Regions from separate parts of the Homo sapiens genome. Here region 1 is linked to region 2. A link is a loop called in an ENCODE intact Hi-C map of the cell type or tissue named here. Cell type or tissue: IMR-90. All regions are shown on one strand.

The links. A loop is a pair of places that touch in the nucleus more often than their neighbours do. Peaks named below come from ENCODE experiments on the same cell type or tissue, not always from the same donor. Only the 100,000 strongest peaks of a DNase experiment are listed, where the experiment ranks them.
Region 1: a loop joins it to region 2, with 2.1 times the contacts of the local background. A loop is called at or near these places in 2 of 110 quality-filtered maps.

The regions. Positions count from the first base shown.
Region 1 is chr7:133,354,065-133,356,564 of GRCh38, reverse strand. EXOC4 (exocyst complex component 4) reads right to left here. Exons shown (of 18, transcript NM_021807.4): 6 at 1-235. Among named protein-coding and RNA genes, the nearest start is that of MIR6133, 64 kb to the right of the region's middle. In IMR-90, no CTCF peak of the experiment used is centred here; DNase peaks (open chromatin) are centred at 1,134 and 1,624; H3K27ac peaks cover 1,112 bases.
Region 2 is chr7:133,433,348-133,435,847 of GRCh38, reverse strand. All of the region lies in intron 7 of EXOC4 (exocyst complex component 4), which reads right to left. Among named protein-coding and RNA genes, the nearest start is that of MIR6133, 140 kb to the right of the region's middle. In IMR-90, a CTCF peak has its summit at 1,403 (motif pointing right); no DNase peak of the experiment used is centred here.

The DNA of each region.
Region 1 (2,500 bases), 79 kb after region 2:
TTCTCCACAGTAACGTTCTCCCCCCGCTGATAGCCACTGTCTGCCACCTGGGTTGTAGACCTCTTCACAATTTGCTTCAACTCCTGCTCCAAGCGCTCTATGATTGCCTTAACTGTTTCTGGGATCTTCTTCAGTTTCGCCAAGCCCTTAATGAGGATACCCATAAACAGGGTGCTGTTTTCCTCTGGATCCAATTCTAAATCTTCCTTGATGTCCTGCAGATTTATCTCCCTCACTGAAAAATTAAATAATAACAATAATAGATACAGACTCCACTCAAAAACCCCAAAACAGAGCAGTCTAATAAACGAAATCACTGCCTTGATTACTCTCTTAAAGAATTAAAGAGGATTTTTCAATTAAATTATATTTGCACAGTAACCATCCAAAAGTCACAAAATAACATTTATATTCCTCAAATCATACCCATCAGTTAGTAATAAGAGGCAGATGCAATAAAAATTAGTAAACAAATCACCATGGGAAGTTTTCCACAGACTACTACTTCTGCCATGAGTCCACTGGCTCATGACATTTATTAGGCACTCGCTGTTTATAAAATGCCATATGTGGCGCTGCAAGAGAATTCTGAAGAGCTGGATCCTAGCCTCAGGTTTGTATTTGTTAGTTAAAAGTGGTAAGTCGCTGGAGAAAAAGACATCATGAATACACACAGGGGGAAGAGTGATAAATAAATTAAAATTATAATAAATTTTTTAAAAAGATTAAGGGAAAACAATACATACAAGTGAGACAAGACTTTGAGGAAATAGGGTAACGAAGAGGTATTTCATAAATACAAAAGAACAACCTATTTTTCTTTAAACATATGTCTGCTACAACATAATTATCTATAGGAGACAGATCTTGCTAATAATCCATGAAAGGCTTCTGAGAAGTAATGTTATATGTCAAAAGCCTCTGTAGATCTTTAGAATACAGCATTCTTTCAAACAATTTGGCACTGAAATGGAAGAAATAACCAAAACTTTAGTTTTTAACCCCTGTGGCAAGTTGGAGAGAGGGGAGAACTGCTGATAGGAGATCTCTGTTATCTACTGAAAGCCACAGGCCTTGCTCTCCAAAGTATGAATATACATATGCAAAACTTCACATAGGAATTCCGGGTTTCGCAACTGCCAAAAAAAACAGGACGTTACAAATCTCTGACTTAAAAGTAACTGCCTCATTTTACAAATGGCTGGATTAAGATATACAAAAGCAAAAGTGAGTACAGAGCTGAAGATGGAGCCTAATAGTCAAAAGTTTTCCCCATCCACCTCTGTCCTCCATCTCTCAAAACAAATGCAAGATTTTAAAAATCTGCAATATCCTGAAAGAATGAATACATTCTTCCTTAGTAGATTTAAACTCAGACTACAAGCCATTCTAAGTTATTCAGCACTACTAGAATGGTACTGAAATCTACTAGGGAAGAAAGAAAACATCCCAGTATATGGAATGAGTTCTTGTAACTGCTACACAAAGTCCATAAAACCTCTACTTCAGATGATGTGAAATCCACTGTAGGGCATTCTCCTCAGTCCCTATTTTGGGGGTTCCCAGCTTATAAAACGCTCTTAAGGAGGATTCTGGGAAGACTGCAGAGTAGGAGGCACCAGGAATCTCCCCACCTACACGATTGTACTGGCAGAATCTGTCTGATGTAACTATTTTGTAACTCTGGAGTCTATGGAAGGCTTGCAACTTCCAAGGGAACACTTGGATGGTAAATTGTGGTCGATTTCAATTACAGCTCTTACCAAAGTAGCTACCTAGCACTGTGGCAGACATCCCTGTACCTGTTCCTGGAGTACCTTGCACACACCTGGTGGGAAGACAGGGTGGGCAAAAAGAACCCTGCCTGCCAAGTATCAAGAATCTATGCTCTGATCGCTGATTGCTTCCTCTAATCACAGAGGTACAAAGAGGCACGTGACAATTGTTGTTGCACCTCCTCCAATTTTTCAAGCCCCTCCTACTCTTGCTGAAGTAAATTCCAGGGAAGTTAAACAGCCAGTAGCCTTCCCCTACTGCCTTTATTTTTCTCTTGCTCCCCGTTTTAAAGCCAAACATTAGGACTAGGACATTCAAAAACAAATGCATGTATTGAAAAAATTATAAGGTGACTGTGCATGCCCATGTAAAGGTGCAGGCTTAGAAAAGCTTTATTTGAGGAGATCTTAAATTAACACCCAGGCTGATCCTTAGGATAGACACTGACTACAATAATTTATAAAACAAAACAATAACAACATCAAAACCCAGAGAACCCGGGAAAAGAGGGAGAATGTGATTTCTGGAGTCACCACATCATTAAACTCAAATGCCCAGTTTTCAACAACAACAAAAAATCACAAAGCATAGAAATAGAGAGGCAAATATGGCCCATTCAAAGGAAAAAAAATAAATCAACAGAAACTGTCCCTGAAAAAGACTTAATGGTAGATATATTAAGAAAAAAAACTTTTAAAAAGTTTTTTTTAAAGTTTTAACTGTT
Region 2 (2,500 bases):
ATAAACGGCAAAAACTTTACCCTCAACCTAGATACTTCTAGAAATTAACAGATCACTAGATAACGGAGCATTTTTCCCAGAAATGGATCTTCATGGAATAGCTAAAACTTAAGTAACACAAATACAGATGGATGGGACTAGGATAGAGAATTCTACAATAAAGGTGTTTTAGGTATCATTTGACTGCCATTGTTAACAGAAGAATACCTAATTTACCTGGCAGCCTGGACCACTAAGAATAGCAGAAACTAAGGAAGAGAGAATTAAGAAAAAAGGGACATTTCCAGGGGCAAAATGTCCTTATGTTATACAATCCATAGCTGAGAATTCATGTGCATGATGCCACAGAGTGCTTTCTGGTCGCTTATTCTACACACAATTCTAACCACCTTGGTTCTCTGCCTTTGCAGCTTATACCACAATAGTTGAGCAACTTAGCAAGAGGAGCTTGTCTGAAACAGACACGATCAATAGCTAGACATGATAACCTACCCCCAAAAAGCAAGGAAAAAAAAGACAGAGGGTATGAAGAGTGAACAAGTATGATTTTTTTTTTAATGGAAGTCTGGGACTGGTTCAGCACGATGGAACGTTGTCCGTGCCTTCACATGTGACAAGATGACCTCTGACGTATCACAATACATTCAATAAAGGGTAGTGTGCAAAAGTGCAACCAAAGCATCGATTAACCAGGTTCAAAATGACAGTCCTTCAGTCACCAGAAAAAGTCTGAATGTGCTCAGTATATTGTGACAAAAGGACCAAATCTGAGAAATGTATTTTATAAAATTTCCATTAAAGATGTTAAAATACAATCTTTAATGCTAAAAGGGGAGAGACTATTTTCTGGAAAATTAAGCCACACTGAAAATCAGATTCCTAGATGGTGCTAAATAAATTAGGCATCACCAGTCTTCTTTTTAAAGAGAATATCACACAATAGTTAGGAGTTTACTTACAATAAAGCAATCGGTCTCTATCAGAACAAAGATAGCCATTGAAGACAAAAAAGAGGAAGGATAAAGCTTTAATTACAAAAACAAAGAGACATATGGATTTATCTATTATGACAGCACAATCCTGAGGTCTGTATAAAAGGCACCTCATTTCAGTCCGGCACACAAGCTTTAAAAAATTGGTTAAACAAGCTCAAAGTATCTTTGAAGCAACATCAATGGTGTATGGTACTTGGTTTCCGATTTTTTCTGCACCAAATTAAAAGTTAATAAATGTTGCCAACAGTTCCTCTACATTTCTCAGTCCACCCCCACCACAAACTCTGGGAAATAAAAGCAGCCCCCACCATTACTTTACAGTTTGCAAAATGACTTGGAGGGGAGCTTTGAAGTTTGTAGTAACAGAAAGAGAAATATACCATTAATGCCAGAGGGGGGAGCTCAGAGCAAAGGGAAAGATCATGTTTACAATGGGCAAAAAAGGGAAATTCTGAAAACCTTCTGAGCTTTTACACAATATCTTTTTTTCTCTTTTTCGGTATTCTCTTTTGAAGAATGGGTTCTAATACCCTTTGAAATAAACAACCTTCTTTTTCCCCCCCATGTAGAGAGAAAATAAATAAAAGTAGTGCTGAGGGTAACCAGTTTAAACAATGTGCAGGTTTCTGAAACCTCTGCTTTAGGGAGGTCTCATGCACACAGCCTCCAGTCTCTAATCAGTTTTGTTTGCAAATGAACCTACACAGTAGGATTGGCATCTAATGATGCTGAAGGCACAGTAAAGGAATTAGCCCAAGACAATCATTATTTTAAAGAGGTGTTTGGCCTCCTCCAGATTCCTTTACATGTTTATTTCTTAAGATAAAATGGAATTTTAATAGGCTCCTTCCATAATTAAAGATACTATCTTTGTGTATTCACTGCCCTTTGTACCACTAAGGACATACAACTAGCTGATCCAACAACAAAAAAAGGAGCCACTGGCCATTATATTTTCCTAGAAACAACTTCCAAGTACAGACAGGTTTGTGGAGATAGCCAGGGTCAACCAGCACTCTTCTTCCCATCTGAATTGTAAGCATTTCTTTAAAGTGAGCTTTCAATCCTGAACAGTTTTGCCAGTAACCAGAGACAAAACTGGCATTAAAATAGGTGCCATTGAACAATAAAGTTCTTGATGCTACATGGAAAGCTGCAGCTTCCAAAACAGTGCCTAAAGAAGGTCTTTAAAAGAAATGAGTATCCTTCTGTATTTGTCAGCTACCGCCACAATACTGAGTAACAAACCACCTCAAAATTCAGCAGCATACAACAAGTATATCTTCCTTGCTCACATATATGCTCATTATCTGGGACTTGGCTGTAGGCTGGACTACACTGGGCTTGGTACCAAGCTGCAGATCAGGTCCAGAGCCAGTGCTTTTCATCCTTCTTGAATTAGCAGCTACTAGAAGCATGTTCTTCTCACGGCAAACAATAGAAGTGCAAAGACCAAGTCCAACTGCACAAGCATATTTCAAGCCTTTGCTAGTGGCATATTTGCT